Linked DNA regions of Homo sapiens: all the other regions are linked to region 1. Evidence: chromatin loops called from intact Hi-C (ENCODE). Cell type or tissue: GM12878. All regions are shown on one strand. Each heading gives the region's core, and the rest is flanking DNA. Links, peaks and the distances in the headings are about the cores only. Region 1 has its middle 550 kb from the start of ARRDC3. Region 2 has its middle 260 kb from the start of ARRDC3. Region 3 has its middle 120 kb from the start of ARRDC3.

The links. Peaks named below come from ENCODE experiments on the same cell type or tissue, not always from the same donor. Only the 100,000 strongest peaks of a DNase experiment are listed, where the experiment ranks them.
Region 2: a loop joins it to region 1, with 4 times the contacts of the local background. A loop is called at or near these places in 8 of 110 quality-filtered maps.
Region 3: it touches region 1 in a loop (2.7-fold over the local background); 8 of 110 quality-filtered maps call a loop at or near these places.

Annotation. Positions count from the first base shown.
Region 1 is chr5:91,922,707-91,933,953 of GRCh38, reverse strand. No RefSeq gene overlaps it. Among named protein-coding and RNA genes, the nearest start is that of ARRDC3, 550 kb to the right of the region's middle. In GM12878, for the core only: no CTCF peak of the experiment used is centred there; a DNase peak (open chromatin) is centred at 4,490.
Region 2 is chr5:91,636,574-91,647,820 of GRCh38, reverse strand. No RefSeq gene overlaps it. Among named protein-coding and RNA genes, the nearest start is that of ARRDC3, 260 kb to the right of the region's middle. In GM12878, for the core only: a CTCF peak has its summit at 5,867 (motif pointing left); no DNase peak of the experiment used is centred there.
Region 3 is chr5:91,494,542-91,505,788 of GRCh38, reverse strand. No RefSeq gene overlaps it. Among named protein-coding and RNA genes, the nearest start is that of ARRDC3, 120 kb to the right of the region's middle. In GM12878, for the core only: a CTCF peak has its summit at 5,670 (motif pointing left); no DNase peak of the experiment used is centred there.

The DNA of each region.
Region 1 (11,247 bases), core at 1,098-9,097:
GCTGGAAAATGATTCTTAATTATGGTCCATATGTTTCAGGATTTAAAATTTTAAATGGAGATACACGACCAAAATGCATAAAATAACAACATACAACTGTTTAAATATTATTTAACAATGAGATTGCCTTTATTTGCAAATATTTAAAAAGTCAATTCAAAATGGCTCTAACAATATAAAAATGTATTATGTATGTTAGAAAAAGTCATGAGTTAAGGTAGCTCAGGGATTGGTTAATTCATTTCTTCCATCCAACAGACCTGCCATTTCCATGTATGGATCAGGATGTATTGGTACATTTGACAAGAATTGAAAAGGGTCTGAAAATTAGTAGTCACTTATCTTGTATTTTCTAATTTCAGTGGTTCCATGTTGGTTATATAGGCGAATGTCCATGTGTTTTAGAAAACATTTAGAAAACACATGTTAAAAGTATTATGAGTTACTATGGTCTGAATATTTTTGTGTCCCCTCCCCACCCTGTGAATTCATTTACTGAAACCTAAGCCACCCTGGGATGATATTAAGAGGCAGGGTTAAAATCATCATTTAAAAGATGATTAGGTCATGAGAGTGAAGCCCTCAGGAATGGAATTAATGCCCTTCTAAAAGAAACTTGGAGGAGGAGTCTCCTTGCCCTTCCACCATAGGAGGACGCATAGAAGGCACTTTCTATGAGGAATGGACCCTCACCAGACACTGAAAGAGCTGCACCTAATCTGGAACTTCCCAGGCTTCAGAATTTTGAGCAATTAATTTCTGTGTTTGTAAATTTCTCAGTCTAAGGTATTTTGTTACAGCAGCCCAAAGAGATTAAGGGATCATGAGGCAACAATTTGGCAATGTAGTCTCAAATAGTTCAGGAAAAGAAATTCTTTACACTGTTCTTTCAACTTTTCTGTATATTTGAGATTATTTGTAAATAAATAATATTTAATACAAAAATATAAACAAAAATGTGGGCTTTCCCAAAAAAGGAACAATATGACATAAGGCTTAGAACTCTAACATATATTTGCTACATTAATTCACTTAACTAATGTTAATTGAGCATCTAATGGTTCTAAGCACTATCCAGAACTGAGTACAGATGTGTGAACAAGAGAGAAAGAGCCCCTGCCCTCATGGAGCTAAGAGTCTAGTAGACAATACAATTAAGTGAATAGGAAATCAAGATATAATAACCATTCGATGGAGGAAATGCAGGATGCTATGTGCACACGCAGGTAGGACCCCACATACCTACCTTGTAGGGTAGGCATCCTATAAAAATTTGTACCTAAGCTAAAGCCTGATGCTTGAGGAAGAGTTAAACAGCAAGTTGGCTGTTTAGAATAGTATGTGCTTGAGAGAAGTGATCCACATGGAGAAGTGTCTGAATGAATATTTGGAAATATTAATATAAGATAAGGCAACTGTCTGTAACAAATTGAGAATACTTGATTACCACAATTCAGAGCCATGAATTCCCTCACATTTAGAAATCGAGGTAAGAATTGTTTTCCTGTAGGGAAAAATGGATTTTTTTCATGATTGGTGCCAATCTTAGGAAAGCCAAGATTGTGGTTGGTTGAATAAACCATAGATAATGCAGGATCTTGAAAACCATATAATTGATATGGACTTCACCCTGAAAGAAAAATGAATCATTTGAGTTTCAAGTGAAGAAATTTTGTTTTAGTTATTTTGATTCCATTATGAGAAATGCTGTAGTATTTTATTATTTATTTATTTTTATTTTTCTAATTTTTTAAAATAGATTGAGGGGGTACAAGTGCAGCTGTATTACATGGATATTATGCAGTGGTGAAGTCTGGGCTTTTAGTGTACCCTAAGCAGTATACACTAAATCATCTACATTGTGCCCAACAGGTAGTAGTTCATTCCTCACCCCCTTGCCACCCTCCCACCTGTTGGTGTCTCCAGGGTCTATGATTACACACTGTATGTCCATGTGTACCCATTGCTTAGCTCCTATTTGTAAGTGAGAACGTGCAGTTTGTGGCTTTCTGTTTCTGAGTCATTTCAAGAGATGATGGTGAGCCAGACTCAGAAAGATGAGAAAAGTGAAAGGATTCAAGAGATATTTAGGATTTCAGGAATAATCAGAAGTTACGGATGAAGAAAGCAGCAGTTCCAGGTTTGGGCAACTGCTGAATTGTGATGCTCTTCACTGTGATTGGAAGCACAGGAAGAAAAATAGGTTTGTGTATGGAGATGATGAATTACATTCCGGATGAGGTCAGTTTTTCTATGGCGCATCTAAATACTGATGCAAAGGGACTACTGGATATATTCAAGTCTAGAACTCTGAAGCAAGGGTTGGGTTGAACAAAGAGTGTTGGAAGTTTTTGGCATACCCATGACTCGATTTGTTTTGATGGTAGATATTGCATGAGAAACGGATATTTACCTGAATATTAAGTAGAAGGGATGAGATTATAGGGGGCTTGGGATGCTGCGTCTGGACACATTTTGAACAGCAGAGGCAGAAGGTGGGATGTATTAGGGTAGAAAGAGAGAATCTAGGGGTTGAAAAACAGGTTAAGAGATTGGCCAGTAAATGGTTACAGTGATTGTATGGAGTTCTTTGAGTTTGGAGAACGGAGTTCTTTGAGTTTGCTGGACCTCCACGTGTATCACAAGCCATGCGGCCTCCAAGAGTTTCACAAACTAGTGTATGTACAGGCGTATGCGAGGAGCAGAACCACTGATAAATCCAGGGTACTCCCACCAGGTGTGAATGTCCAATGTTTGAAACAACGTACATCACGGTATCCCTTATGCCACAGGGGCCAGTGGGAGATATTAGTGATACGTTCCAAATCAGGGACTTTCCTGGAATGCTAATGCCAATTGTATCCAAGTGTATTAAAAATATCAGAAGACCCCTGAGTTTATTGACCGATCATTCTCTTATGTCCACAGTGGCTGCACTCTGAAGCAAAACTATCAGTGCATTTACAGCAGAAATATCTGCAGTTTGGTATATTCTGTACCACTGGCTGGCAAGAGGGGCAGACAAGGGTGTAGCACTCGAGGAGTGGAGATCTGCCTTCTGAGGAGACTCCAGGTGTTAAGAGAAAGTTGGAAACAAATAGCTTTTTTTCCTTTACTTTTAGAGGATGGCTGTTTTCTGATGCAGAAAGGATTTATTTCAAATAAGACGTTTTCAACAGAAATTAGAAAACTTTTTTCTTATGCATGCCAATGTTGATCTATATGTAACCTTACAGAAGTCACTTTCGACTCTAGAATTCAATGTTTTCCATTTAAAAGCAGGAATAATGCTTTATACCTCTCACATAGATACTGTAAGGTTTCATAAAATATTTACAATATTGTACAAATAGAGTACTAAGAAGATAAAGTATATAAGCTATCTTAACAAATAAGTTTTTTTTCCAAAATCAACAATTCCTATGTACTTAGTTTTAAATTAAGCATGGCTGCTACAAATTTAAAGGGCATATTTAATATTTCTTTCACAAAAATTATTGGAAGAAATGTAAAACCATCCTTCAGATTCTGTATTCAGTTTGGAAGCATATTGTATAAAAGAAAATATATTCTACACTCCCAAAGAGAATGTCAAAAGAATGAGTAAAGCAGTCACGCTGATCCTACCTTTTATATAAACAAGAAGAAGAATAAACCTTCGTGCTTTCAACCAGTTTTGAATACAGGAAAGCAGCTGGGTTCTCGAATCTTCTTTCATCACCTCAGGGTGTAACATGATTATTCAGGAAAAATCAAATTGACTTTATAACTTTGGAAAGATACATCTACAAAGAAAATAACTGAAATGAAAAACTGTAAATTATAGTTATCTATTTGAACAGGGCAAATAATTCACCCTTGTCTCAGGAGTCTCTCGTACTTCAGGGATGAAGCGTGGTTTCTGCGAGAAAAGGGCTAAAGTTAACTGACACCTGTTAGTAAGGATTTCATTATCCCCTATATTTACGTGTTCTTTTTATTGTATTGGAGAGCTAAGAAACCATCTGAAAAATGTTACATCTCTATGTAGTGAGAAAAAGAGTCCTCATAGGATAAAAATTATACTTGCAGCTGATACAATTTGGAAGATTATTGAAACAATTAATATATTTGAATATTTCAAAATCCGCAATTCAAATCACAAATGTGAACATAATGTGATCCGACCAAAAGTGTGGCTCTTACAGTGGTCTGCAGGGAAAGAGTCCTTATTGGAAAACAGGTACTTGCTTTCACTCTCTAAGCATCATGTAGTTTGAGTGTGCCAATAAAAGTCCAGAGACCTTAGTAGTGGGAGAAAATAAGCTCTTTCTCAGGAGAGCAGATAAGAAGCTCAATTAAAAAAATCCTCTTCCCACAACACTTGTTGATTCAAGTGTGAGGACTTGGATTTCACAGCCATTTGCATCCATGAATAAGATTACAAAAAGAACATTACCCTCTTCCATTTTCATTGTCACCTCTTCAAATATTGAGTGACTTGCTTGAGAAAAAGTCTAAGTTATAATCTCAAATAATTTAATACTGCCCTCTAGAGGCATTACAATAGCATTAAGTTTGCTCCTTGTGTGATTTTATTCAATTTTATCTAAAAGCACAACTCCAAAAACTCACAAAAGGGTAACTTTTTTTAAAAGTTACATAAGTTTCAAATTTTATGTGACAGTATCACATTGTGTTGAAGAAATTTAATGAAACTCAATATATTAATATTTCCTTTAAATCTAATCTTGTGAAAATTTCTAAACCATTGGCTAAGTGGCAGTATGTATACTAGAGTCCCCTAGTTGCTATGGCTTTTCTGTGAAACCCTGAAACACATGGAGTGAAATGGTCAATATAAACAAGTCCCCCACCCCACCCCCAAAAAGTCTTAATTTAAATTAAGAATTTAGAACATGAAAAATGTTTCTTTTCCCCTAAGGAAAAAGTAAAGTAGCAAACTAAAAACATTCTCTTCAAAGCATGAGTAATAGGCAATTTGCTTAAAATATGAGTCAGTGGAGAAGAAAAATAAAAGGCTGTTTTTAGAACTGAATACTTGGAAGACTTTTATGGATAGATAACTAGATTAAGCAAAGTAAATTTGGATTTACCATAACAACAGTTATGAAATATATTCAAAGAGAAGAGAATATCCAAGTATTTGGGATTTCTGCGAGAAAAAAATCAAAGATAGCATGAGTTTTATATTAAGAGGAAATTGATAGAAATTTGAAAACTAAGAACCTTTGGAAATCTTTGTCATAAAACACCTGGTCATTTGAAGACTAAAGGACTGGTCATGAGATTCTTATTTTAAAAGGAAAGTTTTATGTTTTCCGTGTAGGCCTGAAAGAAAAAACATTTTTGCTTTATGATTTTTAGCGTTAGGAAATGGTATGTAATGGTGTGTCTTTCCTATTGTCACTTAGAAAGCTATTGGGAAATAAAATGCAATGTCTGTTTTCTCCAATAAGGGCAATTTTCTGAAGTGTTTGTATTGAAAATAGTGGTTGTTATTAATATGAAGCAATAAATTACTAAATCTGCTGCATTATATAGCAGTTTTAAAGAAAACAAAGTGCTTGTTGAAATAAATTACTTCACAATTATCTGTAAAATTAATTACTTCCACTCATTTTTCCATCTTGTTGCTTGTAATCAATGATCCACTCTCACAACCTAGAAGCCTATAATTTTTCTATGGCAAGAAATGCTGTGCACAGATTGAAGTATAATTACAAAAACAAGTATTCAGGGTTAAATTTTGTTAAATTTAAACAATATGAGCTGAATACAATGATATATGAGGAACTTCATCTATATTCACATAGAAGTCATATAATCTGTAAATTTATAATTGAAATTACACACACAGTCACACACAAACATAGTTACTTAATTTAGCTGACTTCCCAAAATACAGAAGTTTTTACCTCAGAAGGAATAAATTATTGGAATAACTGTTAGAGGTTGAGCAAAAAAAAAAAAAAACGCATGAAGAAATAATTTGGGTTTTGGCTTACATATTTAATTTTACAGGAAAACATCCTGTAAAATTACAAAATATTCATTTAATACAAAATACTCAATTAAAAAAGTTTAAAGTTCATGCATTTGTGTTTTCTTTCTCCTTTCTGGATTGTCTTAACTAACCGTTCTACTAGTATGGAGAGGTCTAATAATGCTGGGATAGATATAAAAGTAAAATTATTAATGGAAGTAGAGATTAAGCATATCTGTAGCTTATATCATTTATTTAGTTTACATTATTTAGTGAAATAAAATAACAAAAATTATTTTAATAATTTAATAAAATAATTTAAATAAAATAATTTAAAATAATAATTTAATAAAATAACAAAAATAATTAAAAACCTGAGCAGCAAAAGTCATTCAACTATATTTACATATAAGTCGGTTAATATCTAAGATAATTGAATTTTTAAAACTGGAGAATTTATATTCTCTAAAAGTATGTTGAAATAATGCATATACCTACTAGATAATTGTGTTGACAATGTGAACTTGGGTGTGGAGAACAGGCATTTATATGTTAATACCTACAAGCAATATTTTTCATTAAGAATATAAAAGCATTAGAGTTTGTTTTTGTAGGCACCCATTATTTTGTCTCATACGTTCTTTTTCTAAATGCTTAAGATCTCATTTTTGATTTACTACTCTGTAAATTATTAATAAGCAAACAAGCATATCAAATACATAAATTATATAATATTTTAAAGGATACTTGATTGGTATAATTTCTTTGTTGTTAAATTTTGGACAATATCTTTTCCTACCTTTGCTAATGAATGGTAACCTGCAAAATTGTAGAGGCTAAAAATTATTGTAGCCAACTCTTGAACTTTGTTACAATATAAGTACTCTAGAAGAAGTTTACAGCTGATTTTCAAAAGAATTAGAAAATTCTACCACTCTTTCAGATTTAGGTGGGAATTTATTATAAAAACAATAGGTGTAGAACAGAATTGAAAAAATACAATTATATAAACACATACTTTTAATTTTTTTATTTATTAGAGAAATGCTGACATGCATTTTAATGCATCTAATTTCTAGAACATGTAGAGTGCATTTATACTCATTCATCCTCCCTTAAACGCACTGATGCTTTATTTGAGTGTCTACATATAAAATATAAATAACTCCTATATATGAGTTTTTTAAAGCAGATCTTCATTCCCACATATTTAGAGTCAAAAGTTCTGACTTGCAGCCGAATAATTATTTTAAATAACTCAAAGTAGTACTGATGCAGAATTCTGAAGCCCCACTTGAGAAATTTGAATTTCCTTCTCTGAGTCACCTAAAGGCACAGATTCTTAATAAACCAATATTTCCCAAACAATCATTCATCTTATACTTAGGCATTTTCCCGAATAATGACCACTGTGGAAATCCTTCTGTTGTATTTTCCATGTGGCCAGCTAACAACTTCTCTTCCCAGTCTAAGATACTTTATATTGTTTCTTTTCTTATAAATAAGTGCAAGTTTGTGTGTAAGATTATTTATTCCTATTTGTTTCCCTGTGTCTCTTTCTCTTCCCTTCTCAGCTATTGCTATATGTGGCTACTTGTCTTGCTTTTTTACAGCAAATAAATGTATTATGACTCTCTTATGGAGCACTGAACACAAGTTCAAATTCTGGATATGCCATTTTGTCACAAGGGAAGATGGTGAGTTTCCTGAACTCTCTCAGCCTCAAAGTTGTGCTGCACATCAAATCAATATGTGTATGCTAAGTGAAAATATCCTTCCTAATTTCATTACAAATCTGGCTATGAGATAGATAAAAATGTGTCTTGCTTTTCTGAACACTACTGTAGTAAGTGCTGTTTGGCTTTTGTCGATCTTAAATCTATAGGTCTTGAAAACTCTTCATCCCAAGGGCACTGATTTCCTTCTAATTTCAAAATTATGTAGTCTGGTAGCATTTGACTCATCCTTTCTTAAAATTCTCTTTCTCTTGACTTCTGTGATTCTACTCTGTCCCAGTTTTTTATTTTCAACCCTAAAAGGTTTTTGCTAGTCTCCTCATTCTCTTACTTTATCCCAGGTTTCTATTCTTATCTTTATGCTGCTGTTTTTCTTGAATGGGTTTTTTCCAAATACAGAACCCCTCTCCCAGAGTGGAATATCTATCCCAGATTTCTTGCTTGACTTTTAGCCTTATAAAATTTCCACTAATCCTCTCCATTTGTATGTGGGTCAGACATCTGATTTACTAAATTCTTTATATCCTCCCATCTTTCCTTTTGTGTTTCCAATGCCTGTGAATGGCCCCGACAACTATCCATTGCAGGCATAATCCTAGACTCTTCCTTTTCAATTACCCTCCATGTTAGTCAAGCTTCTCCAGAGAAACAGGACCAACAGAATATATAAAGAGAAAGATTTATTTTAAGGAATTTGCTCACATGATTGGGAAATCCTGACAAGTCCAAAGTCTTCAGAGTAGGCCAGCAGGCTGGAGACCCGGGGAAGCATTGCAATTCAGGTTCAAAGGCTTGCTGGCAGTATTCCCTCTTCTTCCAGGGAGGTCAGTCTTTTTCTATTAAGGCCCTCAGTTCATTGGATGATGCCCATCCACATTATGCAACCTAAGTAACCTCATAATGTAAGCAGGGTAATCTGCTCTACTAAAAATCTGTTGATTTAAATTTTAATCTCACCTAAGAACTACCTTAACAGAAACATCTAACATAATGTTTGACCAAATATCTCGGTACCTTAACCTAGACAAGGGGACACATAAAATCAACCATCAGAATTTCTCACCACAAAATTGATTAGCATTCCTTTTCTATTTTACTTTTTTTTCTTAGTTTTTTGAAACAGGACCTTGCTCTGCCACCCAGGCTGGAGTGCAGTGGTATGATCACAGCTCACTGCAGCCTTGACCTTTTGGGCTTATGCCATCCTACTGCCTCAACCTCCAGAAGGGAGCTGGAACTAAAGGCATGAGCCACCATGCCTGGCCTCTATTTTACTTCTTAATATCTATGGACTTTATTGACTGTCTCCATCCCCTCTCTACCGCTTTATGTCCAGGCTATTAGCTCCTGCTTTTACTATTACAATAGTCTCTTAACTCTCTAACTCTAACTTTTCCTTCCTAATTCATTCTCTATACCAACTGGAATGACCACTGGAATAGTCGTTCTAAAATACAATATTCTGATTATGTAAATACCATGCTTTAAATTGTTAAATAGTTTCCCTTCACTTTCTGTCTACTCCAACTTCATCAGCATAAAATATTAGTTCCTCAAGATACAATTGCTGAATTTTTTCATCCTTTCCTCCTACCACTATTTCATATTCCCAATGCTCCAAATATACTAAATTATCTGTAGTTCAATGGACGGTCCATGCATCCACGCATTTACAAATGCTATTCCCTTTATTTAGACTATTTCTTCAATGCTTCTTTGAATTGGCCAGGAATTATTTATGTTTTATGACTCTGAACAATCACTAACTTCTTTGGTGTCATAGGGATCAGACAGCAATTGACTTGTTGCATTACAGAAGCAGCCAGTGTTATATTATTAACTTAATTAATACATGCGAAATACTTAGAACAGAGTCCAGCATACAGCAAGTGTTCTACTACTATTAGCTGGTACTATTATTTTTAGTTGACAAAAATTGTCTGTATTTATAGTGTACAACATATGTTTTAATGTATACATACACATTTTGGAGTGACAGAATCAAGCTAATTAACATATGCATTACCTCACATACTTATTTTTGGGGGATGAAAACACTTAAAATCTACTCAGTAATTTTTAAGTTATACAATACATTGTTATTATCTATATTCACCATAAGGGACAATAGATCTCTTGAAATTTTTTTATTTAACTGAAATTATTAATATATCTTTTGATCAACATCTCCCAACCCCTCACCACCACCCCCTCCCATTGGTAACTACCATTTTACTCTTTGTTTCTAGGAGTTTGACGTTTTTACACTCCACATATAAGTAAGATCATGCAGCATTTATTTTCCTGTGCCTGGCTTATTTCACTTAACATATTGTCCTCCAGGTTCATCCATGTTGTTGCAAATGACAGGATTTTCTTTTTTTTTTTAAGGCTGAATGGTATTCTATTATGTATATGTACCACATTTTATTTATCTTTTCATCCACTGATAGATACAGGTTGATTCCATATCTTGGCTATTGTGAATAATACTGCAATGAACATAAGAGTGCTGCTATCTCTCCAACATACTGATTTCATATCCTTTGGACATATATCTAGAAGTGGGATTGCTGGATCATATGGTAGTTCTATTTTTAAGTTTTTGAAGAACCTCCATACTGTTTTCCATAACGGATGTACTAATTTACATTCTCATCAGTGGTGTACAAGGGATCCTGTTTCTCCACATCCTCGCCAACACTTGTTAACTTTTGCTGTTTAATAATAGTCATTCTTACAGGTGTGAGGTTGTATCTTCTTGTGGTTTTGATTTGCAATTTCTGATAATTAGTGATGTTGAGCATTCTTTTAATCTACCTGTTGACCACTTGTATATCTTTTTTAAAAGTGTCTATTTCGTTTCCTTGGCCATTTTTAAAATCAGATTACTTGTTTTCTTATAATTGTATTGTTTGAGTGTTTTAAATATTCTGAATGTTAACCCCTTATCAGAGGTATGGTTTACAAATTCATTTTTCGATTCCATAAGTTGTCTTTTCACTCTGTTGGCTGTTTCTTTTACTGTGCAGAAGTTTTTAGTTTGATGTAATCCTATTTGTCTGTTTTTAGCTGGTATTATTGTTAATAGTAATAATAGTATTTATAGCACTCAAATTAAATTGTAATTGTTGGCTGATTTGTCCATTGCTCCAATAAATACTTTAAAAGTTAATAATTTGTAACTCCCTAGATCCTACCACAGTGCCTGACACATAGAAACAATAAATACATCATTGAATCAATTAAAGAACTCCCTAGTATTGCAAATATATAGTGTCTTCTGAAAAACCAACAAACAAAAACTTTTGTATGAAAAAAGTTCAGTTCCAATACCAGATATCTTAGACTTCAAACAAGATTAGGTAGATTTCTCAATGTTATTTTACTGAGAAACTTCATAAAAGTAAATCAGAATTCACAGATATTTGTGGAGTTTTTGACATTATCGTTTGCCAGTCCTACGTGTGTGTGTGTGTGTGTGTGTGTGTGTGTGTGTGTAATATGTGCTGTTTCTATTATGAA
Region 2 (11,247 bases), core at 1,945-9,944, 290 kb after region 1:
TTTGAAACAAAAGAAATTGAGAAAAATATTTGGCCTGTCTGTGGTTGATACATTTTTTATTTGAAAACCATTGTCAAATGCTCTAATTTGTTTTGTGTCTACCCTAATTTTTTTAAGTCTGAAATAGAGTAATTAATTTATTCACTCATTTAGTCATTCAACGCATATATTTTGAATGTCTATTGTGTGTCGGAACAGAGCTAATTCTCCAAGGGGACGAACGTAGACTAAGTAGGCAGTCAAATAATGTATGACAGTGCATATAAGGAAATAACCTGTATACACTGATACAGGGGGTATGGGGGAAGGTTTGGGCGAAGGGAAACTTTTTAGATAAACAGAGAATGCTTGAGACGTTAGGAGTGAGACTGAGACTTTTTTTTGATGTGGAAAGCAAATATAATGTGACTGAAACAGTCTCATATGCATTAAAATGATTGTAACACATCTGCCCTTTATTTATCACTGTTTCCCAAAATGTTCACCTTTGTTCTGAAAATGCGACTAAAATTCCAAAAGTTAAAAGCAAGAGAAAGTTTGGGTGTGAAACAAGGACTTACAATATAATTGCTCTTTCAACACTTAATTACACTGTATATTTTGAGAAGCTATAATCAAGAATTGAAAGTTGCTTTTTGTCTCAGGTTCAAAAATCATGAAGCAACAATTTACACAATGAATGTATCTTTGTAAGAAATTCTGAAACAGAAAACAATGAGTTGGTTACCATTTCCTAAGTGAAAATGAGTCCAGACAAGGGATACTGCCTCTCAGCAATTTTGGGGGTTTATTTTGTGGATGCTTTTTGAGTGGGAATGGGAGGTTATGAGGGCAAATAGAAGAAGACTCAATAATAGAAGCATTTAGCATAAATACATTTTAAAGACACTTTTGAGAAATCAAATATGGCTAGTTTTACACAATAAATTTTAAAGCATGTGAACAAAAAATTGTTGGCCAAGACAATTTTCCAAAACCTCATTTTGTTCTTATGCACAAAATTGTAAATAAACTATCTATTGCTACCTCTGTAAGCCCTATCAATATAATTATATGTTGTTATTACTTGGTTTCATCCTAGTATTAATACATTTTAAAAATAATCATATTCATCTTTTTATTCCCATTTAATGGAAATAATGTCTTAAGCATCTACTGTAGGAATATTATGACTTATGTATTAATATTCAGACACAGGCAAATATTTAATTCTAGTTATGTAAATTTATATAAAATTACCTTGAAAAATTAAGTTCATATTTAATTATTATTATATTTACTTTAAAAACTGTAAAAATAGCATGTTTTTCTAATAAATTATTATTACTATTTTATTCTCAATTCCTTTTTGTCTGATAAAACAATATAATTCCTATAGATGTAAAATAACATCTAGTTGAATCATTCATGATTTATCTGATTTTATGACCACAGAGTAATAAGAAATGGAGGAAGAGGAAGTAGAGTCATGCACCCCATAACAATATTTTGGTCATTGATAGACTATATATGTGATGGTCTCAGTTATCTATCAGATCATAAAACATAATATATATAGGGTTGGTACTATCCACAGTTTTAGGTACCCACAGGGGGTCTTGGAATGTATCCTCCTTGGATAAGGGGGGACTACTGTACTGCATATACTGTCCATGACATTTTTTCTTTTTAATTCAATCTATGTAACTTAGACAGTTTTCATTTCAGTACATATATGTAGTTTGACACAATTTTCAGTGATTGCATAATTCCATTTTTTAAATAATAATTTTATTGTTTCTACAAAAGATACATGCTTTTTCTAAACTATACTCAAAAAGAAAAATACAAAGAAGAAAGCCTCAAATGATTCCATCACCAGATATCATTGACATTCACTGTACAGCACTCCAAGCATCTCCCCAAGCCCGAATAACTCAGGATATTGCTAGATATATAAATGCCTTGCAAGAACAGGGATCATGTCACACATACCACAGCTCTTTTTTAATTTCTTCAGTTCCTGTTTATTAAGTACAAACCATTCTTTTTGTCATTCGCCAAAAAGAAGTAGCAGCAAAACAAGCCTCAAAGATTTCAGGAAATATGAAATTTAAAACTTTGTCCGGAGAAAACTCTATCCATTAGTTGGTTCTTGCAGACAACTGAGAAGCCTACACAGTGATCTGGAGCACTGTGTCTCATAGAGCAGGTGGCCAAACTCCCCTCCAAGCATGGACACCTGCTGAGGTACAGAGCTCTGCAGCAGCCGCGGGTAGGCCTGGGGTCCCTCAGACTAGTGGCGACCTCCTGTTGCTCTAGTGCTGCTCCTAGAGCCAAGCTTGAGAATCTGCTGCTGATGTGTTTTACAACCTGGGAGGTGTCTGTGGTAGGCAGACCAATGTCCCCCAAAACACTCATGTCCTAGTCCCTGGAACCTGTGAACATAGTACCTTATATGGCAAAAGGGACTTTGCAGATGGGATTGAGTTAAGGATCTTGAGATAGAGAATGATCCTGGATGACCTGAGATTCGGGGGAGCCATGTAGTCCTGAAGATCCTTGTAAGAGGGAGGCAGGAGTGCCAGAGTCAGAGAGAGATGTAAGCACAGAAGCAGAGGTCAGAGAGGGCTGTGTTTCCTATCACTGTTCTAACAAATTACAGCAAACCTGATGGCTTAAAGCAACACAAACATATGACCGTTCTGGAGCTCAGAATCTAAAATGGGTCCACAGGGTTGCATTCCCTCAGGAGACTCTGAGAATAATCTGTTTCTTGGCCTTGTCCAGCTTCTAGAGGCCTCCTCATCCCCTGGCTGGGGGTCCTTTCCTCCATCCTCAAGCCAACAGTGTAGCATCTTCAAATTCCTCTCTAATTCCACTTTCTTATTAGGTACTTAGAAGTATAAAAAAGTAGAGGCACCATCTAGAAGATGGTAAGAAAAGAAAACATAATCACAACTGCTAATCAGCATACACACACACACACACACACACACAGAGACACACAGTCTCTGCTGTTGTTGGCTAACGTAATATTTCAGGTGGATGCTCAGTATTTACAGAGGGCCTAAAAGATGCACAGTGCTAGTTAAATAGATAGACAAAGTGCTGAAATGGATATTGCCTTCCTTTTATTCAAGAAAATGCAATGTTTTGTCTGCCAAGAATTTGACATTTTGCTTAAGGGTAAGATGAGAAAATATTTAGGTAGGCATTAAAGGAAAACAGAGAAATTTAAGTAATAGCAAAATGCCAGTAAAACACACACACACACACAGATTAGCCACAGTCCTTTAGGTAAAGGTCAGAAAAGTATAGAATAGGCCTATAAGAAATAATGGTTACACACATACACACACAGACAGAGGCACACACATGTATAACATAAGACAGAAAACTTTTTGTCTATAACTATTCACAGCCAAAATACGCCTGGCTGTAGAAGAGGCTGATGAAAAATTATCAGGTGGGAAAAATATTCGAGCAGGTGATACATGTTAAAGAACAGGCAAATCAACAATTCATCCTTTAATGCTGTCTAAAAACGTAAAGCAGGGTTGGTACAATTTAGTAAATGCCATCCATCCACAAAGCCCATACCAAGCCAATTTCCAACAGCCAACATTTTCCATCTTATTTTCTCTATAATATTTAGCTCTTTGCTTTAATTACACTTGATATTTGTAAAGAGAAAGCTGGCGTTGTAATAATTGGATAGCTTTTTTATCTATGTTGGCAGAAACAGAATTTTCTCTTATATTTGAAGAGCAATACAAAAGCAAAGTCTCCTTTTCTCACAAACTCAATGCCAAAACTATCCTCTGAGTCACACAGTTTCTTTAAATCATGTTGTTCTGAAAGTTGAGATGTGCTATCTTAAAGCTGCTGCCAGGATCACACTGTTCCTAAGCTAGAACCAAAAAACTAGCAATGTCAATCCGTCAAAGTGTATAGACCTCTCCAAGACATTATTTTTCTCCTCTTTTATTCTCTTCTTCCTTCTGACATTCCCACTTTTTTCTTTCCTTCCTCTTATCCTTCTTTCTTTCCTATTTTATGCTTCTTTTCTTCCTTTTTTCCTTCCTTTTTTGTCCTTCTTTCCCCTCTTCCCCCTCCCCATCTCTCACTCTTTCTGTCTCTCTCTCTCATACACACACACACACACACATTGAGGATGCAAGAGAAAGCAAAGTAATGACAACCTTTTAAAATTACAGATCCGAAAGAAACTTGGGAGGTCCTAATATAGCAAGAAAATCCTCTGCTCACCACATTTTTTCTAGAAAAAAATAATTCCAGACTGAGCTGCAGAGTTTCAGAATCTCAGCACAATACCTTCAGCTTTAAAGGAAAAACTGAATCTTCTAATGGAAAAAAATTCCGTGTTGAATTAATTACTTTTAATATCTATACAACATTTTAACTGTTGGGGATAATGTTTTATTTATCATTAATATCAATCAAATATAAATATATTCTTAAAATTTTTTCATCATCAAATAAGTATTTTAAATTGCATTATGAAATCTAGGAAAGGTGTGCTCTTTAATATGTACTAATGACATTGTGAGTTGACTGTCTGTGCAAAATTCAAATATAATCCTGTAGACTTTTGTTAAAAAGCAGGTTTCCTAAGTTCTCATTCTCATAAGTTATTCTTAGCTATTTTAAAATACCAGAAACACTTCTTAAAAATTTTAAATTCACTTTGCAAGCAAAATAGATAACTCTACATGCGCACAACTACCAAAATTTTCATTTATGTATTCAAAATACCTGTTTTGAAAGGACATTTACCTGTTTTCAGTCACAACTTAGGTGTAAATCTCTAAAATTTTAGCTGACAGGTTTTACTATGTAATAAAACATGTCAAATTCAAACTGACAAGTGGATTTCATTTTTGGAGGGTTTTTCCTCACACCTTTTTCCATTATAATACAAGTACTACTTAGCCATATGATTTTCTGCAAAACTTAACGAAAATGTAAAACATAATGCATGTCTCAACATCTTAACACTTACATAGAGCGTTCTGGGGGAAAAGAAGAGTCTTGCTAAATTCAGAAAATTGTGCTGTCTGTAAATGAAGAGGCTGCCAGCTTTCATCTGTTCTCTTTCTCTAGGTACTTGCATGCCTGCCTTCTAAACCTAGAACGAGGACAGTAATTCCATCCTTGTTGCATCTCTGAAATTCTTCAATTACTCAATTTGTGGAATTAGAATACCGCATTGTCCGGCCACATTTGTTCTAAGCAGATGATCTGGACATAGAGAGATGTCAGCCAATGAGCAGAATAACCACTGTATTTGCAGCTTATCTTTTAATGGAGATCTGGAGAGATGTAAAATGCAACCATCCCATTAAGTGTGCATATGCACCACTCGTTTAATCAACCTGGAAATTACGAGATAATGTATTATATTAATTTATTTTAAGCCACAATTAATATTGGAAATAAATACTAATATGACAAGCTATATAAATTGTAAAGCACTTTTATTGTGGGTGCTGACTCCAGCTTGGTGAGTGGTGAGAGACTAAACTATAGTTCACTGAAATTGTGTGTGTGTGTGTGTGTGTTATAGAATTAATCTATTCTATAACTATCATTATTAGCATGAACATTAAGCAATAAGAACTGGTGCTCTAGTTTAGCTACAGCAGGACATCTTAATTTTGAGCTACATGCTTAGATGAAAAGAGACATAAGATTATATTTGCATAAAAACTTTTAATTATTTAACTTTTAACCTAACAATAGATACTTACAATCTTAATTTTTTGTACAAATGCCTCAACATTAAATAGAAAGTGATATTTATTTATTATCAAATGTCATATAACAAAAGAAACGCTAGCTGTTATTAAAAATGGACCACTACTGCCCCCTTCTGGTATAAAAAAGGAAGAAAAATTATTCTTCTCAGGACTTGAAAAGACACTCCCACTAATCCCCTAAACAGCTGTTTCAAGTCAGATTTACGCCAATTCTTTTCTGACTTAGTAATAAATCTTTCATTCTTCACCTAAAATGCTGAATATTCTGATGTTTTACTGTTGTGAGTTACCTTTCTAGGAAACATTACAAAGTCAGGGAATCCTGTTATTTCTTAAATATAATAAAATGGCTTTATGCAAATTGAGCTTTAAAATAAATTCGGGAAATCATCATTTAAAAAATATTTGAAGTTTTATCATCATTGGTTTTACATTCGATTGTGTGAAAGCTAATACACTTGAATCTATATCTGGCTTAATCACATGAAATGTCATGTTGCTGCGGTTTTCACCAAATTCAAGCTGATACTCACAGACACACTCATTCATTACACTCCTTTCTGACATAACATAAAGGGCAAAAGGCAGCATGATAGATTAAAAAGATATTACGGTACAATATTAATTACAGTATCAGCACCTTTTTCTAGCTCAGACTGCATATAAACGTCTATTTTCATTTTTACATTCAGAATATACTTTGAGGGAGAATGAATTTATTGTATAGTGAATGGGAATTTTGGTCAGATATTTTAATGTCAGGATGGCACCAAGTGTGAGCATATTAGAAAATTTGGAATTTCTGTCTTTAACCCAATTTGGATTTTTGCACGATTATTGTAAGAATGTAAGATTGAGGGAGATTATACAAATCATCACGTATGTAACCAGATAAAACAAAACAGAAACACTTAATTTAAAAATTATACTCTATGAAACTGTAAGCCAAAAAAAATTACCTTTTTCTCCAAAGAATTTTAGAAAAGTATAACAAAACATTCATTTTCAGAAGTGAAATATTAAAATAAATGGTACTGCATTCTTAAATTATAATAATGTCTCCTAGTGTTGGGCATATTACATTAATTTATGAAATCTTCCATTAGTAAAATTACCCACAAATCAATAACTTTTACTACTGTTTAAATACATCAAAATAAAAATATTCAGTATTTCTAACATATCTCATCAAAATATGGATCTATAAACAAGATCAACCTCAGAAAAAAAAATCATCCTCAACCAGCAATGTCATATTGAACTTCCAAATAAGCTTGCTAAACGCCTCTGTTACCTGACTAGGCTCAATTCATATTTTACTCCTAAAGTACCATTATTCCATGTCATTATTACTCATATCTCATTCCAGAATGATTTTGTTTTCTGAAAAATATGTGGCTGTATTTTTTTTTAGTCTTTCCTGCTACCCACTTCAGGGTGTGTGTCTTTTCTACTGAGGCAGTTTAACTTTCACACATTGAAAATGACAACCAGCTCAATTTGATGATGCAGAAGAACTAAATACATCAGGAATAATGGGACCTAATGAGATGTTTGTGTTATACTATATTTCAAATGAAGAAGTGCTGCTCTGTGAAAGTATGAAGAACCCAGGAAGTAGCACCAGAGGGATGATTTCTGAATGGGTGTTTTTACCTATCAAATTTGTGACTCTCCTACAGCTTATCCCTTTGACCAGGAGTAACAGTAGGATGAAACATGCTGACTTTGCTAACTATTCTGTCCTGAGACTCTCTGACATAATCCACTTATAGTTTCTAAAATTCTGTGGTGTGATCCAGATGTTTCTATTCCAACTTTCTCTTCAGATTTTCAAAAATATACAAAGGAATCCCTCTATATAGAGAATAATAAATCAAATGAGGAAACAATTTAAATTATTATTTTTAAGCAGTAATAGTGATTGTATTGTATCACAGGAAAACTAAAACGTATTTGATTTCTAGTTTTAACTCTTTGACTGCATTTAATTATGGTCCTCATTTATTATCACTACCAACAAGGATATGGAGGGCACTTTTCAATACATTCCCTCTGACACTCAGAGGCCAATTCTCTCTGAATGCAAACCACACATGGTACAGCTGCGGAGTGCTGATGCTGGTATGCAGACACTATAGATATGCAACTGTCACTAGGTGAAACCGCATTAATAAATACCCACCTCAAAGAAGAGGGAGGTGTTAAGGCTTTTAAGCCACATTATACATTATATTCAGAAATCTCTGAGTTGCTTGTTGCAGTTCAGAAGGAAGAGGACCCAGAATATTTTAGGTATATATGAAACATTAATATTATATATAATACAGTGCTACTATAATCAAAAGGACAGCCAAAGAAAAACCAAATATGATCTATGTACATTGGAGGAAAATCAACTGTATGAAGACTAAAAAATTTAGATCCAAATTCTAATTTTTTAATTCATATGTGCCAGTTATCCAAATGTTTTAAATATTTGGGAAAATAAAGGCTTTTCCATGTATGCAAATATTTATAGCATTTGTATACATAACAGTTTTCCCAGTTTTAGCATATCTTATGTAACATATATTCTAAACTTGGTAGATCTGTGTACTAATTATGAGAATCATAAAATTATGTTTCAACAGAAAAGAAAAATGTAAGAGAGAAAAAAGTGCTTCAAAAAAAAAGCAACTAAAGCTGTTTAACTATTAATGATGATTTCCAACTATTAGGTAAAGATTTTTTTCCTAGGTAGATCGTGGGAGTTCGTGATAACTATAGGTATGATCAAGGCTTATTTCAATGCTTTGAAATGTCAAATGAGTAATTTTATTCTCTTTTATTTTTAAACTATTTGCAGAGACAACACACAATTATATAATGTTACATTTATTTTAACCTACACTTCTTCCTTCATAAGGTTACTTGTCTAAACATTTCACTAACATTGTGCAATTTTAAACTGAGAAAAAGAACAAAGTTACAAGTGTGACAATTTATCAGGAATAGATTAAGTGACAGCTGTAACTAGAATCAGAATTAGTAGATTATTTTAATAGTTCCAGGAAGAGTATAATTTACAAAAGTACATTTGAACGATGTTAGGAAGATATCAGGAAGAATTATTTGCTTAGTACAGGATGATTTCTTTAAGTTAAACTTCAGTACTATTCTTTCCATTTGAAATGTTTTAAGTATAGAGATGTGTCTCTTGATTCAGCAATTCAACAATTGATTCATTGACATGAGAGAAAAGTGAGCATTTCCCAAAGATTTTGCTGAAGTCATGGAATCTTTTTGTAAATTTATGATTTTTAAAAAATATCTTTTGATAGATTGTCCTTCCTGTGATTGTAATTCTAAGAAAATAATATATGCATTCAAATTTTTTTATATACTAAATTAACTGCAATTCATCTTTCTTACAATTGAATTACTAAGAAAGAATTTATTTAGGCAAAGTTTCATTATATTCTATTTCTCAACTCCCTAATATCTAGAAATCTGTTTTTTTCCCTGTATCTAGAAATCCTTCCTTTTTTCCTGAAACACTGCTCCTCCAGAAATCTTGACTATTTAAGAGGTATTAATCCAAATTTTCCTAAAGCCTAATATATTAACAGTCGATACTATTCTTTTACCAACATAACCCACTTGACTTTAATGCAAATATATATGTGAGACATGTTTTTGTGAAGCATCTTTCATTATGTCCATCAGTATGTTCTTTCATAAGTCTTATCCATTTCAATATCATTTCTTCAGGTGAAAAAAGAAAAAAAAAAGCTTCAAGAGGAACCATTTATCCCTTACACAGTGATGTGTATATTTGGGTATTTCTTAGATTGATGATGATGATGATGATGAGATGATGATAATGATGATGATGATGATTTAAAATATTATATTTTTGTAAATATTGCTTGAAAAGAAGAACTTCAACTTGGGAATTATGCCAGATACAAATACACCTTTCAACTTTAAATTTTGTAATTTTAAAATTTCCCTTTCCAAAAGTTCCTTCGGATAACTTATTATCCTGCTTGAGTTTTTATAAATTGTATGCGTTGCAAGGCAGAATATATTTTGCATTTCTGTCAAAGGTTCAATACCCGTTATAAGTAGAGTTGTGACTATACAAGGACTATAACAAAAGAAATTGCATGATATCCTTACCCTCACAGTGATTACATTCTCTTTCAAAGCAAAATAACTTTAACATAGAGCACAGTCTCTCCTACATTATGGAATGTTAAACTTTCACTCACAAAAAGCTATGCGTTCAGCATATTTACTATAAAAAAGTAGATTTTATTTCACCTATTAACTGATACAAAAGTGTTTTCTCCTTAGAGCCAAGGAGGAAAAAAAGCAAGTGGGTTATAAACACACACATTACAGATAGGTAAATAGATACAAGATAGAAATTCAAACTAATATAAAGATTTGAGCTGCCTTACATTATCGATTTTGGTTAAATGGAAGAAAGAAAGAACATTTTTAGTATAGAAATATGCATATTTATGACATACCTAATTCAGTGTCCAGTTTGTTTTATGATTTTTGTTTACTAAAGAGAAAGAAAAAGAGCTCTCTATACTTTCTGGACAGAAACATCCTGGACTTAACACTAGCCAGCCAAATGTGACCTAACTTTAAACTGCAATTGAAGAGTTAGGTCCTATCAAAACTGCCTACTCATAGGACTCAAAAAATGACCACGTATAAACCCAGTAAATGACCATGCGAATAGACAAGCGAATAAAAGGAAAACTGAAGATCAATCTATAAACTAAGGAACAGAGAATAATTTATTTATGATTGAAAAATAAAAATAAAATATAAGTTTAAAATGTGAATATAAATTTTCATGTGAAGATTGAAGCCATGGTTCTATAAATCTAAATATTCCCTGTACTAAAGTAGTTATAAACAGAAATTAACATTTTATCATTATAGTTTCACCTGGGAAGAAAATTCTGAATTTTACCTATGTCTAAGCAATGCTTTTCTAAATGGATTTTGAGTAAACTCAGAAATGACATCACAAAACAATTAGCCAAGTTCATTAAGGATATTCATTCCAAGTATATTGAGGCTTTAGCCAAGTAGATTGAGGAAAGTAATGACAAATTTTTAATGGCAGCTCATCTCCTTAAAATGAATTTTCTCAAATCTCTTCTGTTGGAACTTGTACAGTTGGAAGCATGCAGTTGATCGTTCCTAACATTTGCATGAATGTGTATGTGCTTGTGAGTGGCCACTATGTGTGAAGTCTAAGGGGACTGCTCCATGTTAATGAGAAACCAAGGAATTTCTCTAGCAGCATCTGGCGTAAGTGTGAATCACATAATTTAAAGTTGCCTTGGACAGCTTTTACTTACATGTCTTGTTTCAAATTTTAGATCTTCTTTCTTAAAAAGCACTTTAGTCTTTATAATATTAAAAGGGGAAAAGTGTTCTACCCTGTGCTTCAAGAAGCAGTTATGGATTGAGC
Region 3 (11,247 bases), core at 1,083-9,082, 430 kb after region 1:
TTCCTGCCCAAAACATTTAAAAGCCTATGTGTGAGGCTCCATCCCTGCCCTAGTCAAAGAGGCCATGTGCTTCAGACAGTGCATTCATAGGAAGCAGAGTCTCCTATAGCCTATATTCCTTCAAGGCTATTTAAAACAAAGCCCCACACACCCATGTTAGACTTGTAGCACAAAGGAAAAATAAACTCTGTGTGTATGTTAAGCCACTGAGATATTGGAATTGTTTGTTACTGAAGTTCAACTTCTCACCTTGACCAATAAAAAGAAAAAAATATGTATCTAATAACTTAGTGATCCTGGCCTGATCATAGACAAAACATATTTACTTATCCTTACCCTTCTAAAAAACAATTATTTTCAAAATAAGTTTTAAAAATTAGTTTGGAGAGAAGATCAGGGACATGATAAAATAGCAGGAAGCAAAGGAACTAAAGCATTGAATATGATAAATGGAAGAACAGCCATCAGAAATGCAGTAAGACAAAAATTGAGATTTATGCTACTAGTTCATAACACACATAGAAAGAAAAGCAATATTCTAGGTTTCATAATGCCAGGGAACAGACACCCTGTTCAACATTAATGGATATTGTATGTTATTATGCGCTATTATTGCTTGTATTAGAATTCTAGACAGATGTTCACCAGCTGACAACATAACTCTTCAAGAATTTCAAATAGAGACCATCTGAGATATGAGACTGTGAAATAACATTCTACATCCGTGGGTCTCAAACGTTAGTGTGATTAAGAATCACCTAGGGATTTGGTGGGAAATGCAGATTCTTGAGACTTGCCTCTGGTCATTCTGGTACACTGTGCTTAGGGAGATGCCTCCAAACTGGCAGTTTTAGCAAGCACTCCTGCTGATTCTGACGCAAATGGTGCATGTATCCATACTTAAAAGTATCCTTTACTAGGAACAAATTAGTAACTGGCTCTAACATAAATGTAAAACACCCTCCCACACATACTCCAATGATTGCTTTTCCCTACACATTTGTTTTATCAGGGTTAATTTCAATATCATATTAGAGGGTTTTCTCCCTCTTACTTAAATATGTGTGTGTGTGTGTGTGTGTGTGTGTGTGTGTGTGTGTGTGTGTGATAGAAAGGTGTTCTTACACTTATGCTGATATCTAAATAACTCAGTAGTTTAAATGTGTATTTGGTTGAAAATAATCAAAAATATTTTTGTATAAGTATGTGTTCTGTAAGAATGTGTTATTTTCATTTTTACCATCAGTGATGTCATATCTGAAACAGAGGTTTCTTATTACTGTTTTAATTAGAACAATCTACAAGGATTGTTATAAGAATTAAATGAGATATTATATGTAGTTAGAAGAGTGCTTAGAATATAGTGAGCCTCAATAATGTCAGATATTATTAACCACTAGAACATAAGTTTCATGAGAAAAGAAACTTCCTATGTTTTACTCTTTGCTGTAACTTTTGCTCCAACACATATATATATGATAAATATTTGCTGAATAATGGATGGATGGATGCACAGATGAGCAGAAAATGGTTTTATCACTGTCATCTTCTAAGGTTCACACCATTCAACAGCCCAAGTATTTAACCTCACACCTGCTCGGATTAAGTTTCACTGTCTGTCTTCCCTTCCTTGCCCTCAACCCCATATCCTCAACACCCTTAGCTCAGGCATTTAGTCCTGCTCATCCGTAATTCTAAAAGGTCAATGTTTCAGAGTGGCCTCCATTCAGAGTTCCCTGAAGTGAACTCTGTTATTGCTTGACCCCAAGATGTTGCTCAGTGGTACAGGATCTGTGCACATGAGGCTGAGAACTAGTGAGTCCATCTCTATGCCAGGAATCCAGGAGGTCATATGATCATTGTATTCCAGCTACTGAGTGGAATTCAACAGTCTCCAGTGGAAAACATACAATTTGTAAACTTGTATTTGGGCAGCATACAAGATGCTCCTTAGACCATGAGAGAACAGCAACCTGGCCGAGTAAGAGGCTGCCACATCCCCATCTGACGTCAGAGTGTATCAACAAATATCTCTGTGCTGATAAGGGAATAATAACGTTGCAAGGAAAAGAAAATATTAGCCTAAATCTCTTTCAATCTCCTAAGATGCCAGGCAGATGGATTTTTAAAAAATGGTAAAAAAAAATATGTAAAGCCTTCAAAAATCATATCAACTGCATACTATCAAATATTACACCACGTTGTTCTGACAAAGAAACTTTGACTTGCAATACAAGTTACAACACATCTGCTAGTAATTATTACGATGATTTTATTCCTTAATTTTGAATAATGGTTGTGTTCCTACCTCTTAAACCACACAGACATACATTGTACATGACATTAATGTTACATTTGTTTCTCATTATACACGTTTCTCATTAACAACTAATTAGTCTTGATTTTTCTCCTTAAACTATGTACTATTAAAAGAAATAGACCTTAAAAAATGTCAACAGCAGTCAAAGTCAATATTAAAGAAACAAACAGTTCTGGCCTATAGTTAACCTTACAAGCAAGAGGAAAAATTGACCACTCAAGTTCCCTGTTTAAATTAACCAAAAAAAGAGTGTGAAAAAAAGTATGCTTTATACAGCATATATTTTTGTGGAGGAATAAAAAGAGATTAGGTGCACGGCAATTGGAATAAAACTGGATTATATTAGATTTGTGCCACCAATATGTTTTATCCCTGCTTCCTCTCCTCATAGTTAGAGACCTGAATGATGTATGTTTCTTGAACAAAACAACCAAAACATGGTTTCAATAAATCACCCTGCATTTAAACAAAAAAAAAATGCTTAAAATGTTATTTTTAAAATCTGAAAAATCAACTGCCAAACTAAAACATCCTAATGATGTCAAACAATATGCTAGTATAATAAAACTGGAGGAAAATGTTTCATTTTCTTTTCTTTGTTATAAACTCAACAATGTTTGACACCTGTTAGAAATAAAGGATATAAAATGTATCCAGTCTTTAACACCTATATTGGGCTGCACTGAATTTTAAAATATAAAAGAAACCTAATGATTCCATGTCTACTTCACTAATAATTTTAAATAAGTCTTAAAACTCCCCCCTCATTATTTGACTAGAAGCAGAATACTTCTAATTGCTTACACGGCCTGCAGCAATACTGCATCATGGGAAGAGATGCCTACAGCTGTAAGGCTTCCTGCAGTGTGAGAAGGTAGAAGTTCGACATGTCCCCAGCTTTACCCTGCCCATCAAGGGTTCAAAGTAAAACAGTCCTGACATTGACCTCTGAAAGACCCAACAGCTAAAATAGCCTTAACAAGGTATTAACACTGCAACATGCTTCATAAACTGTTGCCAGCTGGAACATGGGCCAGGGAGGTGAGGCATGGGAGACAGAGACTGATGAAAAGAAAAAAAGAAGTCATTTCATGGCTGAAAGAGACAGGGCGACAACAGAAAATTAAAGAATACAAAGTTAGTGGAGTTTTTCTGTATAATTGTTTCACTGGGGACAAAGTCTAATACAGAACAGAGATCAAGTAATATATTACTACTCAAACCATTGGAACTATTTTATACCTTCTCTTTCATTGCTTCTCTTTCATTTCCAAATCCATTGTTTCCATTTGGATTTGGAAAAATGTAAAGCAGGGTTCTTACTGTTTTCTGTTGGCTAAAAAAAATTGAGACTTATTGCTTTGAGAATATTTCCCAAATGTTTTAAGAGAGGGGGGAAGAGGAGAAGAAAAAAACCACCATTTGAACCCCTAAGAAAATAAAGTAGTCCTAATTCTAACAATGACCTAAATCTGTGTTTCTCAAGCTGTAATGTGCATAAAAATCACCTGGAGATCTTGCTAAACTGCAGTTCTGATTCAGTGGGTCTGAGATGGCACCTGAGATTCTATATTTCTAAAAAGGCCCCTGGTGATACTGACACTGCTGGTCCACAAAACAACACTTTGAGTAGCTATGACCTAAATTCCACTGCAAATCAGCAGAAGTTCCTAGCAGATGGAGCCTTTCAAAGAGAAATTGATAATTGGTCTGTTTTACTCTTAGGTGTTTAAGGTAGATCTAATACTTGGCTTAACTTTGTAATTTCTCAATTTCTCTTTTGCATACTCTGGGCCTTATTTTCTTCATGTTTCTTAGCCACATTCCATGGGAACCATGGAGTATTTCATAATTGGTATTTGATTATTGTTTCCCTTCTGTCCTATATATCATATATAGGTTATTTGATTATTGATGAAACATTAGAAACTTATCTCCTCCTAACAAACTGGAAGAAGACAATTTCAGGCTGACTGATCAGGTCACTCCCCTACAGGTACCAGAAAATAATTGCATGAAATTGGGTAGTTACAGTAAAAAACTGAGGAACTGTAAGAAATGGGATGAGACAAAGGCTATGTCCATATGAATCCAAACATCCAGTCTTTTCACCAGGAATAAACACCAACCCAAATAAGTATTTGATAGGAAGTAGTAAAAACTAGTAACTGGTCAACCAAACTGGTTTCTCAACCAGTTACTTGGTGCCATGTGGTCACAAACATTATGAGAAAGAGAGGCTGGGGGAAATAAGCCATTATTATTTTCATGTTCTTTATTGTTATCAAAGATAAAGAGCTTTATTGTCATCAAAGATAAAGAGCTAATAGAGGCCATTCTGGAAAAAAAAGCTGGTAAGAAAAGTATAGGACTTCATTAGAAACTAAATTTAGAAGAGCTAAAAAAGTACGGAAAAGCAAAAAGCAAGGCATGCAAGCAATAGATAAAATGGAAAGGCTCCTTGCAATGGAAAGACTTTATCAGGGAGTCAGGGCTGTGGAGAGCGGAGAGGATCCGGGAAAAGGAAGGAGGTGAAGAAGTCACAGGTCAGGACAGAGACACAACATGACAAAACCATTGGAATGAAGGAAATAGTTGTAAAGTTACATTAACATTCTAAAATATCAAAAAGTGAAAACAGAATTCCAAAATTCAGAATATTTTATCCACAGTAAAATCTACATAATAATGTAAGGACTATAACAGGAAGGAAAAAGATTTTTTTCCTTTTGAGAAATCTTCATCACATAATTTAGGCAATAAAATTCTGTGGATTTTAACAAAGCAAGATATCTTTGAATAAAATGGCATTCATAAAGATAGCTGAGCTTCCTTCTATTACACTCAGTGAGACCATAAAATCAGAAGAATATCTCACCAACACCTTATCACCATGAAGATATACTGTTCTCATAAATGTAGACGGCAGTAGTCAGAGGACACTGTCTTATGTCTGCTTTCTTTTTATTAAAACTACAATTTAAAATACTATCACAAATGGACAACTAAAGTCTAGATCTAAAGCTGTGGCTACTTTTGAGTGAATTAGTACATTCTTAATCCAAAACTAAAAATATTAACTCTAAATAGATTTACTGGAAGTTACCTTATTTTTCTACAAGTGATATAATGTTCTGCAAAAGGAAACACAGTAGAATAAGAGATCTGTTTAGGATAAAAGCACTCCATTTTTTAACTCCCCCCAACCACCAGTATCATCATGTATCTCTTCATCTCTTCTTCTTAATCCACTTTTTCACTGAAAAAAAAAAAAAAATCTGAAAAGAGAGGGCTGGGAAGGAGGTGCAGCAATTTAACTTTAGTCTTACAGTGACATCTAGTGGTGATAAACGGTTATACTAGCGAATGTGTTCCTATTTAGTATAAAAGTAGAAATTGATCCATTAAAAATGATGTTATTTCAATGAGGATCTTCCATCTCTATGTAAGTGTGGGAAGACCTTTCCTGATTGCTTCTACCACTCTGTGTGTCCTTAGGTGATTAGCTTTTATACTGTTTAACACCCATTTGCTGGCTTTTCTGTCTTGCCTGCGTAAGGTGAAAAGATACAAGATCAAGTCTTGTATTTGCTGTACTCAGGTTCTTTACCCATTCCTTATGCTATAAGTTAATAACATAGGTGATTCAAAATAATCGTTCACGCTGGGTGCGGTGGCTTATGCCTGTAATCCCAACACTTTAGGAAGCTGAGGCGGGCAGATCACCCGAGGTCAGGAGTTGGAGATCAGCCTGGCCAACATGGCAAAACCCCATCTCTACTAAAAACACAAAAATTAGCTGGATGTGGTGGGGTGCGCCTGTAGTCCCAGCTACTTGGGAGGCTGAGGCAGGAGAATCTCTTGTACCCGGGAGGCAGAGTTTGCTGTGAGCCGAGGTCGTGCCACTGCACTCCAGCCAGGGCGACGGAGCCAGACTCTGTCTCAAAAAACTAAAAACTGTTTTTTTAAAAAATGTTGTTCAGCATGTGAGCAAATACTTTACCACACGCAAAACCAGCTTAATAGCAACCTCATTTTACTTTCTTCTTCCTCCAGAGCAACTGAACAAACCCGGGGACAGGTCCCTAAGCCTCTTCATGCCCAGCCTTTCTTTCCTTGGCTTCACAATATTACAGATGCTAAGATCATGAAATTTGAATTTAAATAGACGTAGATTTTATTCTTATCTCCTAAATGTGATCTATGTGACCAGGAAACATTGTTTAACCTCTATAAATTTTAGCTATCTTACTGATGAAATGGAGCTAATCCTTACCTCATAGAGTTTTCGGGGGATTAAATTGGATGATGCATAAGAAGCACCACAGAGCTTGGTCCGGAGAGATTGTTTAATGTGTTTGGTAGTTTGCTTTGGTAATTTTCTTCCACTGAATTCACAAGCAGACAAATATCCTGCCAGTTCCCAAATATTCAACATATATGCCAAGCTGTGTAACTTTACTCAGTTTGTAAATTTACACAGCCAAGCTGCTCCCTTTGGTTAGAATACCCTTTCTTCTGGGCCCAGCTGAAGTATATCCTCTCCCAGAAAGAAAGGCTGCCTTAATAATAATGTCTCTTACATTTCTCCTTTCTCCAGTTCCTAGAGCAGCTATTTGGTTCTTGACATGACCTGCCTTGTTTCACTAATACCCCTTCCAACTAGATTTTACACTGCTTTAGGGCAGGACCCAGGGTCCAGCACTGAACAGTTTCATATAATAGGTACTCAGCAGACACCAGCTGTTTATAATTTTGAAGTTTGGACGTTGTGAAGTTCAGGTGTATGGCATTCCCTTAGGCAAGGGTATAAATGGCAGCTTCTCAGTCCACCTTCAACCCACAGATCAATTTTCTTTGATGAAACCATGGTTTTCAAACATCTGACAGTAAATGAATAGACATTTTCCAGTCATTATTAGTGGAAAATCTTCTCCTTGACCCCTCGTTTCCATATAAAGATGCCTTCAGGTAGCATCCCTAGCCTCTTGCCTCATTTTATTTACATGAATTAGGAGTGATTAATCTGATTAGTGGGTGGTGTTCACTTATTAAAAACTATAAGGAATGAACATCAAGGGTTTTTCTTTCCTGTCTGCCCTGAACCAGTGCCAACCAGGGATCTGGGTAAATGGAACTCATGGGATCACCTGAGGCACTATCCCAAGTGATAGCTAGCGGCAGGGGAGACGTAGCAGGTATAGAGGAGGAAGGACAATGGACTATTACCAAACCACCTTCTCCAAAAACTTTCTCACGAAAAAAGTTTTTATCTGCCTAACCCTTGCATCTATCTCTCAACTCAGGCAGAAGAAGCGCATCCAGTTAGCCTTTCTAAACCCTGACAAGTCACATCAGCACCACCACTCTTCCATCTTATACTTTCTGCTTGCCTAAAGACTCTTGAACCAAATATCAAATTTTAAACAAAGACAGGATCTGACCCTACCTTGTATGACCCTGACTTACTCACCTCGGCCTCATCTCAGCTCTCATTTCACTAAAAACTATTTACCAAAACAGGCAGTCAATCCATAAGGCATAGGAGACCAACCTGACTTTTTAAAATATTGTGTTAAAATTTATCTTGATTTCTGAATTGTTCAATGTCTCCTTATATTTTGCATCTGAACACCTCACTCTCCTCCCCTAGTGCCAGCTCCTCTGAATTGTAACCTTCTTCTCAGGGACCTTTCCAGCAAGAGGTTAAGTAACAAGCTCGAGGAAAATGAAGCCAGCACTTTTAACTCATAGTACACCCATGGCAAGAGAAATTTTTTTCTCCAAGCATTTGGGCATAGGGTACGAGGAAGGCCAGAGTTCTTCCTTAGAACAGGACTGGTAGAAAGGAGTTCCCACTCCTCAGGGACTGCTGAGTCTGGAGCTAGGTCTCTGGTGCTACCAGCAGGCATCTTCTGCATCATTTGAAAAAAGCTTGTGTGCAGAACAAAGCCAATCAGAGACCAGCATGATAAAAGCTAGATAGAAAGAGAGAGTCCAGAGGTACTGAGACCCTTTCAGCATCCTAGTTTCCCCAACAATTCCTTCAGGCATGTGAACTAGTGGAGCTGCAAGAGCCACCATGTTTCCTTTCTGCTCAAGGTAATTTGAATTAGGTTTCTGTCACATGTTTCCAAAAGAGTGTTGATCAATTTCAGGATCCCATCTCTAAAAGTTCTTTGATGTCTATTATTATCACCCAAAAAAAAAAAACTTTTTCCTGAATTCTGTTGGCTGGTCTAACCTGAAGACCTTAACCTTCAGGATGGTAAATATTCCTACACGGAGAGCTAAGTATTGTCCCATGACAAATGGAGAAATGTTTAATAACATGACACATTTCGTATGACCTGAGATGCCTGTGGAATTAGAGCCATGCGCTGCACAACGACACTTCAGTCAATGACAGACAAGATATGACAGTGGTCTCAAAAGATTATAATACTGTATTTTTACTGTACCTTTTCTATGTTTAGATCCACAAATATTTACCATTGTATTACAATTGCCTACAGCATTCAGTACAATAACATGCTGTACAGGTTTGTAGCCTAGGAGCAATAGGCTATCCCACATAGCCTAGGTGTGTAGTAGGCTATACCATCTAGGTTTGTGTAAGTACATTGTATAAAGTGCGTGTGATGAAATCATCTAATGACACATTTCTCAAAATATATTCCCATCACTAAGCAGTGCATGACTGTACTAGAAATCCATCACAACTTTTCATTCAAAAACAGCCCCAAAAAAGTTAGGAACTAGTTGAAGTTTGTAATTCGTGTCCTAAAACTTCTTTCTAAATTCCTCTATGTATTTTCAAAACTCCCTCTTAGACATACTGTGCTTCCAACTGTTCCTTGATATGCTGGATTTCAGCAGAACTTGCAGAATGAGAAAATGACCGCAAGACATCTAGAATTCCTTCCCCAAATATCTAGGAAACTTAATAAACCTAAGAGCAGGGAAGTTCTACTTGGAGTGAACCCTATTCCAGAAAATTTATCTCAATAAAATGTCAGACACCTCACCCTACTTTTTCCAGGGAAACTGGGACTCGAAGCTAATGGGGTCACAGAGAGACTGTTCTTCCAAGGGCTCCTGGCCATTTCTGGGTTCTCTGAGTAGCTAATTCCTTGAGCCTACACAGATGACAGGACATTCAGATTCTAACTGTGAGCAGAAATGTATAGAAGATGAATCCTGATTTTTTTAACTTATCATAAATAAGATTGCTTTTAATCACTCAATAAATCATCTTACATAGCTAGAAATCTATAAACTATTATTTTTAAATGCCTAAATTTTGTCTAAAAAGAGGGTGTGGTTTTGTATTGTCACTTGTAGATCACAGCAAGACAGGGTCCAGAGGGTTTACCCCGTCCTCAGCACTAAGATAAGCCGTAAAGGGACTTTATAAGACACAGGTTACCCTTTAGAAGCTTAGAGCAAATAAATGTTTAAGGCAGAGGCTGAAAACATGGGGCATAGTCTATAGAAACTCTAAGTGAGGTGGGAGGGCTGCTGTGTGTAGGTTGTACCCTGCTGGGGTGGTGCTGAAATCTATCCTTTATCTTCTCACCAAACCATGAGTCCTGGAACCACTTTCTAATTGCTCCACCCAGTGGGGGCTCCCTTTTGCAACTCCTCCAGGAAGAAGCAGAATGAATTACAGGACTCCCTAGAGGACAACAGATCCTGGATTTGAAGTTTCTGCTCTCAATAGTACAACCAAAGCAAGTGGGTAGAACCATGGGGCTTTATGTCCAAATGAGCACTACTCAGGATTCCAGTTTTGAATGAAGTAGCAAAGAATAGCAAATAACTTTGATAACAAAATGAGTTGATTTCTGATAATAAAATGAAACTGATAACTAAGTCATTTGCGACTGGTGCAAAAATACCTTTCCACCACATCCTAATTCCTAGAACCTATGTTAAATTACATAGCAAAAAGTTTGTTAATCAACTGACCTTAAAATAGGGAGATCAGTCTGGGTTATCCAGGTGAATCCAATGCAATTACAAGGGTCCTTACAAGTGGAAAAGGTACACAAAAGAAGAGGGTGGAGTGAGAAGGACTCAGCCCACTCTTGCAGGCTTTGAAGATAGGAAGGAGGCCAGGGCATCCCCTAGCTGAAGACAGGACTCAGTATATCTTCCCTATCGTTTGAAAGGGGAGAAAGGCACACAGACATCCTCTAGAATCTGAAAAACAGAAAGTAAATGGATTATCCCATAAAATATTCTTCAGAAAAGAATGCAGATCTACTAACATTTTTATTTTAGCCCAGATTTCTGACCTACAGAACTATAAAGTAATAATCTTGTACTGTTTTAAGCAACTAAGTTTGTGGTTATTTGTTACAGCAGCAATATAAAACTAACGCATTATTTTTAACAAGTCTGCACCACTAATATAATGCTAAATATAATTAAAATCACAAAAAAAATGATAAATGATTTACTTAGGATCTTAGGAAGTGATACTGGAGGAATAATTTCAGGCATGGAGAAAGCCACAGAATACGAAATCCCTTTGAAATTCTCCGTGAATAGAGATTGACTATCCTACCTAAGATGAGATGCCACCCCTGCTGAGACAGCTCACAAACACAAACTGGCTTGTTGAGTCTCTAAGACTAAGTAAATCTGTAATATCAAGACTGGCTAAAATCTCAGAAAGAGAGCTTCCTGTTTCCTGAAAATAAATCATAATGTTTAAGATTAGTGAAGTTGAAACTTTTTTTTAGCTGTGAAACCATTTTGTCAAGTGAATTGCTCCTCAGATGATTAGGCAAAAAAGCAGATTAAAGTATGCCAACGCTGATTGAGTGCTGTTGGAGTCAAGCTTCCCCTCATGGTCTCCCTGACTTCCATCCTCACCAGCGGTATCATGAAAACTTCACTGTATATAAACTGTAGCTCAA